Linked DNA regions of Homo sapiens: region 1 is linked to region 2. A link is an interaction called in ENCODE POLR2A ChIA-PET data of the cell type or tissue named here. Cell type or tissue: A673. All regions are shown on one strand. Links, peaks and the distances in the headings refer to the core of each region. The heading gives the core; the rest is flanking DNA.

Evidence for each region. ChIA-PET counts read pairs that join two places held together with the same protein. Peaks named below come from ENCODE experiments on the same cell type or tissue, not always from the same donor. Only the 100,000 strongest peaks of a DNase experiment are listed, where the experiment ranks them.
Region 1: POLR2A ChIA-PET joins it to region 2 with 11 read pairs; 2 of 35 experiments call an interaction of 5 or more read pairs at or near these places.

Annotation. Positions count from the first base shown.
Region 1 is chr5:149,801,806-149,808,917 of GRCh38, reverse strand. All of the region lies in intron 1 of PPARGC1B (PPARG coactivator 1 beta), which reads right to left. Among named protein-coding and RNA genes, the nearest start is that of MIR378A, 73 kb to the right of the region's middle. RefSeq lists a cis regulatory region at 2,905-2,915 and enhancers at 2,838-2,982, 2,572-3,221, 3,873-4,682. In A673, for the core only: no CTCF peak of the experiment used is centred there; a DNase peak (open chromatin) is centred at 2,947; H3K27ac peaks cover 1,247 bases.
Region 2 is chr5:150,152,228-150,159,339 of GRCh38, reverse strand. PDGFRB (platelet derived growth factor receptor beta) reads left to right here and starts at 3,495. Exons shown (of 23, transcript NM_002609.4): 1 at 3,495-3,943. RefSeq lists enhancers at 789-1,577, 5,735-6,254, 6,255-6,775. In A673, for the core only: no CTCF peak of the experiment used is centred there; DNase peaks (open chromatin) are centred at 3,419, 4,399 and 4,839; H3K4me3 peaks cover 2,287 bases; H3K27ac peaks cover 2,469 bases.

The sequences.
Region 1 (7,112 bases), core at 1,653-4,152, 350 kb after region 2:
CATCTCCAGAACTACCCCCATTACTAATTTATCTACTTGTTTACTGCTGCCTCCCACAACTGGCAGCTCCATGTGAGCAGGGGCTGTGTCTGGGTTTGCCTTGTTGCCCACTGTATCCCAAATGCCCAGCATAATGCCTGGCACATAGTAGGTGCTCAATAAACATGCGTTCAAGAAACAAAATGAGTGTCTTGTAAAGGGTATAGGACCGTGTACAAAAACAAGAGAGCGCAACATGTGCATTTTTTCCACACAGCCCCAAGACAAGACCAAGCTTCCTGGCAGCCTCAGTCACCAGATAACAATTTCAGGTTTTGTCAAAGTCTGTGGGGGGCAAAAACGCTGAGAGTTCAGTTTCTTTCCTGGTTCCAGGCCCCTCTACAAGGTCAAGAATGAAGATACATGATCACACAAACCACCTGACATCAACACTCACCATTTCAACACATCAGCTCTACCGAGAGCAACATTTTATCAGTTGCTGAAGGGCAGGCACAAAAATAGACTGCAGGGATCAAATGCCATCCTCAGCTGCTCTCTTGACTCTCAGGAGTGAAAGGCCCTGGCATCCAAGGACCCCAGGGCCTGGGGACCTGAAGGCAGGGGTCAGCTGTTCCAGTAGTTCACAGAAATTGGGAGGTGGAGCTGGGGCTGGAATTAGGGTGCCTTACACATCAAAATACTCAGTCATCAAGGTAGATCATATTTTAATGCAATTTTAAAATTAATGCAAAATATCCACCCAAGATTAACAAAATACCAAAATTCTAAGTAAAGGTGAGGTCAGTGGTGCCAATTTTTTCCCTCTTGCCTCGGTTCCTGTAGGGCTACGCATGGCCCCGTTGCTGTTTCTGCCTTTGTTTTAAAATTGGATATTTTGTTCAGCATGGATATTTATATCAATTATTTTTTAAACACTGATATAAATAGGATTGATCTTGACGACTGAGTTTTTTAGCATCTCCTTAAATTTTGTGCCAGAGCCAAGTGCCTCCTTTGCCTTACCTTAGCCCTCACCTGGGCGGGATTAGATGGAGAAAGTTACTGTTCATGCAGGTGACTAAAATGGGACCATGTCTCGGGTCACGCCATTTAGTGGGGCCTCAGTTTCAACATCTCTGCAATGGGGCCCATAACCTCCTAGTTGCTGTGGAATTGCTCCAGCCCTCATGAGGTATTTAGGAAAACTGTAAAATGCTTATAAGAAACTCTCCAGGAACTGTTATTAAATTCTTCTCAAAGATGGTGAATGGCCTGCCAGGATGGGGGGTGGCATTCAGCTTTGAGGTGAGTTACAAAACACGTGCCCTATTTCTAATGAAAGGAGTGAAGTTAGTGAAATGCATCGATTTTGCTTAAGAAAAGAAAGAGACTGGAGCAGATTCCTGGTTCTTCCTGCAATCAGGATGTCCTCTGGCAGTCTACTCGCTGGAATTCTGACCTTGGTCCTGAGTCGGAAGGAAAGCAAAGGGTGACTGTTGCTCATGTCACACGGCTGAAGGGGCGACCACTGACACCCTGCTCATGAGCTGGCAGGTGCTTCCTTTCCTTGCCATGTTGTGTGGGATTTCCTCAAAATTCAGATGTGCCTAGGGACATGCCAGCCATCCTCCTGTGTCAGGAGGATGACAAAGTACCTGACTTTGGGAGGACAGAAAAGTGCTGGACTGCTGATAGTTTTATGACATGGTGAATGGACTTAATGCCACTGTTTTGTACTTTATAAATGGTAAATTTTAGTCTGAGCAACGTGGCAAAACCCTGTCTCTAAAAAAAAAAAAAATACAAAAATTGGCCAGGCACAGTAGCGTATGCCTATTGTCCCAACTACTCTGGAGTCTGAGGTGGAAGGATCACCTGATCCCAGGAAGTTGAGGCTGCAGTGAGCTGTGATGGTACCACTGCACTACTCTAGCCTAGATGACAGAGCAAGACCCTGTCTCAAAAAGGAAAAAAAAAAAGGGTAAATTTTATGTTAGGTACATTTTACCACAATTTTTTTTAAAAAGTTGGCCAGGCACAGTGGCTCAAGCCTATAATTCCAGCACTTTACGAGGCCAGGGTGGGTGGACGGCCTGAGGACAGGAGTTCGAGAGCAGCTGACCAATATGGTGAAACCCCGTCTCTACTAAAAATACAAAAATTAGCTGGGCATGGTGGTGGGTGCCTATAATCCCAGCTACTCGAGAGGCTGAGGCGGGAGAATCGCTGGAACCCAGGAGGCGGAGGTTGCAGTGAGCCGAGATCACACCATTGCACTCCAGCCTGGGCGACAACAGCGAAACTGTCTCAAAAAAAAAAAAAAAAAAGTCCCAGAGACCTAAAAAAACAAAGTGTCCCACACACTCCATCTGGAGGTGTTTTCTGGGGTCCTATAGTGTCCACGTTCTCTGGTTCTATTTCCGCATCTCCTGCCCTGGCTGGCAGGAGAGACCGAGGGAGCAGGGCCAGGGCTCAGCTGAGAAGCCCTTTTTCTTGTAAACACTGTTATAAATAACCCAGAAAGAGGTAGAAAGGGGGTCCTGGCAAGAGAGTGAAGGTCAGGCAGCCCCTTCATGGCATTTAAGGAAATGTCATGCTCAACAGGGCAGCAAGATGCCAGTGCACACCTTCAGCCCAGTGCTGCCTGGAGCTGACTGCCGCCTTGCTGTCATGCCAGAGCCCCCAGGCAGCACTCACACACCCAGGATATGCAGCCCTCTCAGGTGGCCGGCTCCTGGGGTTTATGAACAGACAGGGGACCCTCAGGTGGGTGGACAGGCAGTAGGTAGCTGGCGATTCCCCCTTCCCAGTAGGCTGGGGGCCTCGGCAGGCCAGAGCTGAAGTCAGTTCCCCAATAACCCAGGCCAGGACTCCACACCAGCCTGGGCTTGTCAGCCAACACATGACCAGGCCGAGGGAGAGATGACTCAGCAGTGCTCGGCCCACAGCTGCCCCTGCTGCTGCACAGCGTGGGAGCTGGAGGGGCCTCACAGCCCATCTGGTCCTGTGGTTCCCACACTGGGCTCCCTGGGGAACCCCCACAGCTCCACCATGGCCCTGGGCTTTGAAATGGGAGGAATTATGAAAGAGTTAATTAGGTTTCCCATGTTTATTAACCAAAAGTCATATAGTGGCAACCCATCATATTCCTATTTAACCAGAGTGAATTTAACATTATGTGATTGGCAAAAAAGATAAATAGGCCAGGCGCAGTGGCTTACACCTGTAATCCCAGCACCAAGGTGGGTGGGTCAGATCACCTGAGGTCAGGAGTTCGAGACCAGCCTGGCCAACATGGCAAAACCCCATCTCTACTAAAAATACAAAAATTAGCCAGGCGTGGTGGTGCACGCCTGTAATCCCAGCTATTCGGGAGGCAGAGGCAGGTGAATCGCTTGAACCCGGGAGGCAGAGGTTGCAGTGAGCCGAGATCATGCCACTGCACTCCAGCCTGGGGGACACAGTGAGACTCCGTCTCAAAAAAACAAATAAATAAATAAATAGCCATATTTCTATTTCTTTCTTACACATTAGAAGTAGGGTGATGTATCTTGCATGTGAATTCTCTATTTGCATAAACTCATATACACGTACCTATTTTCCATATACACTACTTTGTAGGCTATTTAAGGACCCTATGATAGTTAATTTGACCCAAACCCCAGACTAAGAAACCACTCCCCAAGTCCATGGTATTTACCACTCAGGGTGTCTGAGCAGCCTGTGAGAATCCAGCAAAGTGGGCATTCCCCATGTTATCTATGTGACTTTGAAAGAATGGGGAGGGGAAAGTTCTCCACACCTGTTAGTACCTTTGAGAGTCTTCCTGGGTTCCAGAAGCCCAGGCAACATCACGAAGGAGGAAGCTCCCATCAAGAGGGGCAGGGCTTGCCCACCATGCCCAGCGAGCTGGAGGCAGAGCGGATACCAGGGCTCATCGCTCACTCTCCTGCTGAAAACCCTCCCCTGACTTCTCATTGCCCTTGACTAAAACCCGGAGTCCTCAGGGGCCGAGTGCAGCTGGAGCCTGCCTGCTTTCTCACCACCTCCTGGACTCTCCCACCCTCCCTATACAGTAGGCATGGTGGCCTTCTTCCTTCCCATGGAACACAACCCTCTGTCTGGGGCTGTCCACCTGGGACACCTCCCCCAGGTCCTGGGGCCACCTTCCCACTGTTCAGTCGCAGTGAGAGAGGCCTTCCCCAACACTCCAATCCTTCCACTCACGGGGATTACATCACTGTGGGTTTTTGTTTTTGTTTTTTTGAGACAGCGTCTCACTCTGTCGCCCCAGCTGGAGTGCAGCGGTGTGAGCTCACCTCACTGCAATCTGTCTCCTGGGTTCAAGCGATTCTCCTGCTTCAGCGTCCCGAGTAGCTGGGACTACAGGCATGCTCCACCACCTGGCTAATTTTTGTATTTTTGGTAGAGATGGGGTTTCGCCATGTTGGCCAGGCTGGTTTCAAGCTCCTGACCTCAAGTGATCTACCCACCTCAGCCTCGCAAAGTGCTGGGATTATAGGTGTGAGCCACCGCACCCGGCCGCATCACTGTGTTTTAAGCATAGCATGGAACCAGGGACCATCCGTCTCCTCTCCAGAATATAAACTGTCCAAGCACCTGGCCTTGTCCTTTGCTGAGTCCCAGCACCTGGAAAGGTGCCAAGCACTGAGTAGGTGCTTACTAAACCTTTGCAGGACGGGAGGGTGTGGGGTGGAGGCGCAGAGGCACTATTTCCCAGGACAGTTTTGGCATCTCTGCCTCACACTATCGTGAAGGCTGCAGTCTCTCTCACACTAACCCCCCTTTACCGGGGGTTGAGGGGTGGTTTCCTTCCGCATCCATTTATTCCCTTATGGAAACTCCTGCCTTTCCTTTTCCAGTGGGTCAGATGATGAGAAACGCAGACCCACAGGCTCCCAGATAAAGCTGGTGGGAAAGAGGTTCTCTTTGGCCCCAGCAGGCTCTCCTTGGTCATGTGGTCAGTGAGGGCCAGAGGCCAAGGGAAGCCAAGGAGGCCTGCTGAGCAGACCACCACTCGCTCAGGTCCTGCAGACTCGAGGCTCTGGCTGGCCTCCTAAGCCACAGCTGAGCCTGCCTTATGTAGAAGTGCGTTCCAGAGCGAAGAACTGGGCGAGTACAATGAATCTGTGTCAACTGAATCACACGTTTCCACACTCCCTTCTTCTCAAGTAATAGGGATGTGTCCTGGGGTGGGGGTGGCACTGCAGCAGGCTCCCCACCCCTGGGCCTCCTTACTGTGTGCTAATGACAGAATAACAGGCACCTGAACTAGGAAAGGGGGAAAATCAGATGCTTGATTGCCACCCAGGACTAAGAGAAACAGGCAGGAGGCGAGGAACTCTCTCAATGACAGAACAAGGAGGTGTTTTGTCAAATGAAGCCCCTGCCATACGCACATGTAAGTACCACGAGAACCCACTTTCCTGCCCTACTAGGTTTCTCCCACTCTACTAGGACTGGTGGGTCTCAGGGCTCATAAAAATCCTTTATGCTGTAAATTAGATATTCTCCCATTTGACACTCACAACAGGGCAGAGGTTAAGCCATTTTTCAAACAGGAAAGCTGAGGTTCAGAGAGGGAAAGTGAGCTGCCTAAAGTCACAGAGCAAGTCAAAGACAGGACCAGGACTAGAATCTCAAGACCTCTGAGTCCTAGTGGAAGCAATAGTAGAGAACACTGGATGGGGAGTCACAACCTGAATCCTCTGTGCTAATAGTATGAGATTTGGGACAAGTCCCTCTACTTCTCTGAGCCTCAGTCCCCCATATTCCAGCACTGGTCAACCTCAGAGAGCAGACAACCAGGGCCCTGAGACATGCAGGGTCAGCACGTGGGCAGGGTGGAAAAGTGTCAGGTGCCCCATCAGCAATTCCTAAAAAGGAGGAAAGACAGTGGAGGGGGTGGAGGTGGTGTGGATTGAGGGCTGGTGAACCCTCAAGTGGGAGAATCCCTTAAGTGGCAAGTGGGAGCTCTGCTGGCTCCTCCCTATGCTACTCATGTTGTGGTCCATGAACTAGCAGCATCAGCCTCTCCTGGAGCTTATTAAATACCGCAGCCCTTCACACTCATCCCAGACCTCCTGAATCAGAATCTGCATTTTAACAAAATACTCAGGTGATTCATAGGCACATTTAAGTTTGGGAAGCCAAAAATTTTAAATCGAGTCAGATCCTTATCATGTGACCATGGATGCAACACCTGAGTCCTCCCAGCCCCAGCTGCCCCATCTGTAGAGATAAAGCTGTGTATGCCTCACAGAAGTGTCATGAGGGCTCTGTGTGATCACGTATGCCAAAAGCCTAGCCCAGAGCCCGGCAGGTAACAGCTGTCCAAACTGTTAGCTTCCTTCCTTCTCGAGAAGCCAGAAGGAAGGAGGCTTCTGCCTCCATCCCAAATCCTGCCTGCACATCTGGGAGGGGAGGAAAAGACCCCCATGGGGCCACAACAGATGGGGACAGGGTGGGAGCAGAGGGAAAGGAGGAGAGGAGAGGAAGTCAAGAAGAAAAATAAAAACAAGCAGCAGAGACCATCTGAATCCCGGGAGGCAGGCAACATGCAAAGCCCAGAGACACAACCGGTTCAGCTCACGTCGCAAATTGAGTGCTGCCAGAAGCCAGCAAGCCAGGAGGGACGGAGGAGCGAGGGCCACATGGCTGTGTCCTTTCAGACCGTGTAGGACAATGCTCTTCCAGACCAGCTCTGAACTGGTTCCTGAGGTCAGGGCAGACACTACACTGAGGGTCACTGGAGCAACCAGACAGAAGCTGGGGCCTTGGGCCAAGTCCTGAGAAGGGTCAAAGTGAACTGGAGAACACTTATCCAGAGGACCGTCAACCAGAGGAGCTCGGGGGTCAGGGACGGGGCGGTGCTGAGCTGTGTAATCTTGGCCAAATGATTTAACTTCTCCGGGTCTCAGTAAAATAGGGTACACCCACCTGCTTAGGGTTCTTATGAGGATTAACGAGAAGGGCTTCACATAGTGTCTAGTGCAAAGTAGATACTCAAAAGACAATGGCCATCAGTGAGATTACTACACAAGAGTCCTTAAGCAACTACAGCTGCAGCCTCTCTGGGTTGCTGGGCCTTCCTGTAGCTTCCTCACACC
Region 2 (7,112 bases), core at 2,936-5,435:
GACAAAATGCCTGTGGGCATGGCTTATTCAGGTCTCTCCACAACCCTGTGAGGTAGGCACATGTGTCCCCATTTCACAGTTGAAGGTACTGAGGCTCAGAGAGCTCAGGTCATATCATCTCCCAGCGTCACATGGCTGGGAAGTGGTGGAGCTGGGTTGGAGCTGCCAACATCAGAGTCCAGACATTTAACTCTTGAGTGTGCCACCGTGCTGTGGGGGAAGGCAGTGTGGAACCCTAAGGCCCAGAGCCCCCCTCTCCCACTGTACCCCATCCCAGTCCACTTCAGGCAGGGCTCCCCACATTCCATGCTCTGCCCACCTACTCTCAGCCCAGGCTTCCCCAAGACAGCATTGTCCAAGGCTGGACTGGGTTCCCAGTATCTGTGTAGGTGTGAGGATGTTCATAGCTTGTCCTGTCCACAGTGGGGCTGGGGGCCATGCTGACCACCCCAGGGTGATGGTGCTGCACTGCCCATGTGCCCCGTCCATTGCCGCTGAAGGCAGAGTGCACAAGGGGAATCCAAGACCCAGAAAAGGGAGGCTCCGCCCAGGAAGACACAGTGATGGAATGCTGCTCGAATGAGGAAACTCACTATTTCAGTAATAGTGTACACTTAGTACACTTCGAGGCAATGTACTAAGTCCTTTGTACAAACCGAAGAGTCTTATGAATCAGTCTTTGACTTGTCTCCATTTTCCAGAGGAGGAAACCAAGGCCAGGAGTTTAAGTGACTTGCCTAAGCTCATGTAGCTTGAAACTGGAGCAGCTGGGATTCGAACCCAGCTCTATCTCTAGCTCTCCAACCTCCTCTGTCAATCATGACAATTTTGCCCCTTGGTGAGTGCCCTGGGTTGCTCCCTGTAGCTCTGCACCTCCCACCCATATCTCAGTTGAGAGGAGGAGTGACAGTCCTGGTGCCCACCAAGGGTTAATGGCAGTAGGGGCTAAGTAATTCCAGATGGGCCTCAGGACGGCTGGGCTGGCCGGAAACTGGAGGCCGCCAGCTTCCCAGGGGAGCCACCGCCAACTGCCCCTCCCCTTTGTGCTGCATCTCTGGCCCCAGCTGTACCCCTGCCCTAGGGCCCACCAGCCTCCTCTCCCTTGCTAGAGTCCAGCTCTAAGGGAAATTGCAGACGGACCATCCCAAGGGCCTTGTAGCACAGTGAGTCCACAACTGTTATGTACAAATAGGGAAACCGAGGCTCAGGCAGGGCAAGGGACTTATTCAAGTTCTCCTGATAAGTCTGTGGCTGGGTCTTCTGACTCCCAGACTAGCTTCTTTGGGGACTAGGGGGTTGGTGTGTCTCGTGGCCTCCCCCAGGCTGGCCTGGCTGCAGAGGGTCAGCCAAGGATTCAGAGGTGAATGGCCCAGGCAGATGCTAGGAGGGGAGTCGTAAATTTCTGACGGAATCTTTGGGCACAAGAAATCCCTGTGCAAGCCTGACCTTGTGGCCTGTGGGATCTTTTCACATTCCCCTATTTCCCTGTTGCCACAAAGACCTGGCCAGGCCCCCTCTCTCGGGGTACTCTTATGGTCCCCAACCCGTGGCTGGGAACCAGTCTGAGAACACTTCTCCTTCTATGTGGTCCAGCCCAGATGCTCTGCTGGGCAATCCCGATTGGGACTAGACCAAGAAATGCAAGATAGTTGACTGTGGTGGGCATGGAATCCCAGCTCACGCAAATCCTCTGCTCTGTGAACAGGGGTCTGGGGGAAGCTGAGGAGGAAAGACTTAGCGGCGCAGAGGGAAGGAGGGCAGAGCCAGCCTCTACCTGTGTCACCTGGGACAGCTTTCTTCACCCTCTGGAATTCAGTTGCCCTGTGGGTGCAGTAGTGGGAGCAGGGGTGGTAAGCCCACTCTATATGCCCTTCTAAAATAATGCCCTTTGCCATCTGAGGGCTAGGAGTCTGTAACTGGAGATGTCTTCTGATCTGAGAAGCTGAGGGTGGAAGAAGAGACCCAGCTGGGGGAACTGGAGGAGTCTTGGCAGACCCTGGTAGGAAAGGAGAGCCAGAGAATGGAAATGGAACAAAACGGATACTTGAAAGTATCTTGTTGAGGCTGGGTGCGGTGGCTCAAGCCTGTAATCCCAGCACTTTGGGAGGCTGAGGTGGGTGGATCATGAAGTCAGGGGTTTGAGACCAGCCTGGCCAACATAGTGAAACCCGGTCTCTACAAAAAATACAAAAATAGCCAGGTGTGGTGGTGTGCGCCTGTAATCCCAGCTACTTGGGAGTCTGAGGCAGGAGAGTCACTTGAACCTGGGAGGCGGAGGTTGCAGTGAGCCTAGACTGCGCCATTGCACTCCAGCCTGGGAGACAGAGCAAGACTCCATCTCAAAAAAAAAAAAAAAAAAAAAAAGAAAGTATCTTGTTGAGTGACTGAATGAAAGAGCCACAGGGGGAACCTAGGAAGAAAGCAGGGCAGGGGGTTCATCTACACTGGAATAGGGGTCTCGGGTGGGGGTCAGATGACTTGTGTCTCTTCCATCATGTGTCTCATGAGACCTAGTTCTGCCCCAGCTCTGCCATTGCTGCGTAAGCTTGGGAAGCTTATTTTGCTCCTCTGGGCCTCAGTGTCCCCATCTATAAAATGGGGCAAATAATCCTCTCCTTGCACCCCAGGGGCTTTGAGACGTGAAAAGGAATGTATCTGTCAATATCCAGAGATATCCAATCTGTGCTGGATGACCTTGACCAAATCACATTCCCTCTCTGTGCCAATTCACCCCTGGGCCTTGGTTTGTCCTTCTGAAAAACGGCTGATCATCTTGGAGGATCTTTCCATCTCCTCCATGTCACCTCTTCTCAGCAGTGCTCTCTGATTCTCTCAGGCTTCCGTTAGGGGTCCTTCTAAATGCACTCTCAGCCTCCTGTCTGCCGACCGGGCACCTGCTTGCCCAATGAATATCTTGCTCACTAGCCTGGTGCTTCTGAGGTCAGGACCACGTCTTGCTACTGTCCCCTGCACCCAGTACAGTGTTAGAATGTAGTAAATGCTCAGTATGCTTGTTCAATGAATGAAGGTTGACTGAATCAACCACAGAGATGATCAGAGTCTCCTTTACAGATGGGGAAACTGAGGCACTGAGAAATGATCTCCCTGGGTGCCATGGCAAGGGGAGGCCGCCACCCGACATGGGCATCGGGAAAGTGGGGCCGAGGCCACTCTTTGACAAAAGTGACTCAGCAGCTGGCGGCTGGCGTGGGCTGTGGAATTTCTAAGCATCCCCTCACATCCTGAGCGAACGGGCGATGGGAGGGAGTAAGCAGAGTGAAAAGAAGAAAAACAAGAAACTTGGGGGAAAAGAAAGAGAGAGGGGGAAAAAAACTGAAATTGAAAACAGACGCACGCGTCCACCCTCCCTGCCCCGCCGCCCCCCCTTCTCCCAGCTGGGCCAATCAGAAGCCACCCTGCAGCCTTTCCCCCAAAGTGGCGGGGGAAGTGGGGGGGCATGGAAGCCCATAGTGGTGTGAGCTCCTGAGGCTGCCAGCAGCCAGCAGTGACTGCCCGCCCTATCTGGGACCCAGGATCGCTCTGTGAGCAACTTGGAGCCAGAGAGGAGATCAACAAGGAGGAGGAGAGAGCCGGCCCCTCAGCCCTGCTGCCCAGCAGCAGCCTGTGCTCGCCCTGCCCAACGCAGACAGCCAGACCCAGGGCGGCCCCTCTGGCGGCTCTGCTCCTCCCGAAGGATGCTTGGGGAGTGAGGCGAAGCTGGGCCGCTCCTCTCCCCTACAGCAGCCCCCTTCCTCCATCCCTCTGTTCTCCTGAGCCTTCAGGAGCCTGCACCAGTCCTGCCTGTCCTTCTACTCAGCTGTTACCCACTCTGGGACCAGCAGTCTTTCTGATAACTGGGAGAGGGCAGTAAGGAGGACTTCCTGGAGGGGGTGACTGTCCAGAGCCTGGAACTGTGCCCACACCAGAAGCCATCAGCAGCAAGGTAAGTGCTGGAAAAAGTGGGAACCCCAGCCCCATGCCCTGTCCCTTTGCCCTAACCTGCATCTCTTCGAGTAGGTAAAAAAAAAAAAAAAAAAAAAAAGGGAAGATATTTTTAACAAAACAAGATGAGAGGAGGCTGGGAGACTGTGGGTGATGTCAGGGATGGAGGAGCCAGTTTTCTCCTTTCCCCTGCTCTGGGGTGAGTGGCCTCCACCTCATCATCCCTGCTGCTCCTGCCTTCATCAAACAATCCTCAGGGGTTTCTGGGTGCTGACTGGGGGCCTCCAAAGCACAGCACAGTCAATGGGGAGTGGGGAGAGCTGGGAAGAGCGGGAGAGGGGAATTGGGAGAAGGTAGGCAGGGTACACAGAAAGCAGGGGACTGGGGACCTCAGGACCATAGCCGCTGTTCCTTGGCCCAAGCCTTGTTTCTAAGAATCAGTCTGGCTTTAGGCCAGTCAGCCGCCAGGCAACCTCTGGGGATTTAAATGGATTTGCAAATTTTCTAGATTCTTAAGATATCCTTCTAAACCCCCAGCAGCTAGAAAAGTTTGAGGGCTAGGAAAGTTCGAGGGTGATGGGCGGCCATGGCAACCCCCTAGCGGTCATGCTGCTGGGTCTGGGGGCTGGGACCTGGCTGTCAGATCTGGGGGCTCCTCTGTGAAGAAGGGGTCAGCCACTGGGCCATTTCCTTTGGTCCCAGGCAGCTGCTCAGGCCTCCTCGTTGTCTCCCTCCTTCTGGACTCTACCCCTTCTCCATGCCATTCTAAAGCATAAATCCAATCACACCACCTCCCTGCCCAGGATCCGCCTATGGCTCCCCAGTGCCTGGAGAAAGTCCCAGCTCCTAACAGAGGCTGCCACTGCTTGACACTTACTGCACGCCGCAACTGTGCTGAGTGCTTTATGAGACTGATCTCATGTAATGCTCACCAGCAACCCCAGAGGCAGTGACTGTTTTTACCTCCGTTTTATACATGAGGAACTTGAGGCTCACGCAGCCACATAACTGTAGCCACACAGCTAGTAAGTGGCACAGCCTGGAGAGGTTGGAATCTCCCCGTGCCCCATTACTCCAAACTTGGGCCTTTTGTTCCCGCCAGTCAGATCCCAGAATTCCCAGAAGGAATGCGCACCATCCTGCTTGTGGGCATTTGCCCTCCCTCTTCCCCCTTTCTGGAATGCCCTTCCTCATCACTTTTCTTTCAGGGATATTCCATACACCACCTCTTCCAGGCAGCCTTCCTAGGTTCTTCCTGTCTTCCAAGTGCTAGCCATGCACTTTGTGCTGAAGCCATGTTACTTGGCCCTCCCCTGTTGGTGATCTGTTTATGTTCTGTTTGTTCATCAGAGATTGTTCAGGCCCCAGCAGTCAGAACTGAGGCCGCACTTTCTGCTGGGGAAAGGTTTAAGGTTTCCCCATCCTGTGCTCTTCCCCCAGTGCCCAGCCCTGGATAGGCAGTGCGGCTGAAAAAATGTCCTGGTGAAAGGGAGGAGGAGCTCACTGAAGACCTTCTGCTCCCAAGTGTGAGACTAGAACCCAGGCCTCCAGCCTTCTCACAGGTGCCCTTCCAGGACATCGTGTGGCTACTCCAGGCAGCATTCCTCCATTGCAAGCAGGGAGGAGTATCTCTGCTTCCCTCTGTGACCTCCCAATTGCACAGAGGCCTCTAGTGACAAGTTCTGAAGTCATGCAGTCCTCCCCTGTCTCCAAGCAGGAGACCCTGAATCCACAGCCTTCAGGGACATACAGTCCCTGAACACCTACCTCATGCAGGCATAGAGCCTGGTACTTCACACACCTTGGAGTCCTCATGGCAAGTTTTTGAAATCAGTGTTATTACCTACTTTTTGTAGATGAGGAAGCTGAGATCTGGAGAGGCTAAGTGACTTTCCCAGGGCCATACGGTGAGTTAAGGTGGTGTTTAGGCTGAAGTCTGCCTGACTCTAAAGGCTTACCTCGTGCTCCCCGGGAAGCTCCCAGTCAGAGGGAAGAATCTCCATCCTCCTGCAGAGCCTGCTCCTGGCTTCAGCACCTTCCCCAGCAGAAAGTGCAGCCTCAGGTCTGACTGCTCCAAGGTCTGCCCGGGCCCTGGCTTGGTCTTGAGAGAGGAAAGAGACCATCTGGTCAGCACCCTCCTCCCAGACAGCAGTTATCAGCAGCCCCCCTCCTCTGCGGGAAGAAGAGCTGGGACTTATAATTGCCCACACATGTGGGGCAGGCAGTGGAAAGCACCGTGGATCCAGAGTCAGGAGACCCAGTGCTTGCCCTGGCTTGATTTAAATCCACCGTGTGGCCAACCTCAGACCCCCCACATCCCATCTCTGGGCTCCTTCCGCAGCTGGGAGGCAGTGAGCGCTGTGGGTAACCAGCACCAGGCTTGGGCATCAGATGACTATGCATTGACCCCGAGTCAGTTTCTGGCTGACTGTGTGACCCCGGGGCAGCACCTTGCCTCTCTGGGCCTCAATCTCCTTCTCTGTGAGCAGCAGGACCGTGTGTGGGCTCCATGAGACAACAGCATTGGCAAGGTGCTTACCACAGTTCCTGCACTTCACAGCTGGACCTCTGGCCACTGGCTGAGAGAACCACTGCTCTCCTGGCCTCCTGCATTGGAACACTTGGCTGTGAAATTAATCTGCAACCTGCAAAAGGCTCTGCCCACAGAAGGGACCTGGACACCATGTATGTTCCAAAGATCCGTGTCCATCCTCCAGGCACAGGCCACAGTCTGACTCTGAGACCAGCTGCCTTCTAGGCTAAAGGAGGGTGCTCTGGGCATTGGCTCAGAACAGGCTGCTGCTGAATGCAGTGGGAAGGGAGAAAGGGATGAAAAGGTCTTCTGAAATGCCCACCCATTTCTTGCATTTGATTCAGAACCCAGTGGGCAGTGGGTTCTTGGAATGGGAATCTTTTTGGTGCCCCCTGTCTTCTGACCCAGAGCGTTAGGAGGGAAGGGAAGGGGTGTTGGGCCCCTTCCCAGGGTCAGGGCTTGTAGCACCTCAGCTGGGAAGCAGTGTGAGCATGATGATATAACAGGAACCAACTCGTTCTTAGCACTTTCTGTGTCTACTTCAATTGTGCTTTACATCTGTTACCTCAAAGTTGCTGCTGTATTCCTCAGCACTTGGAACATGCTGGGCATTCAGGACATTCTTAGTAAATATTTA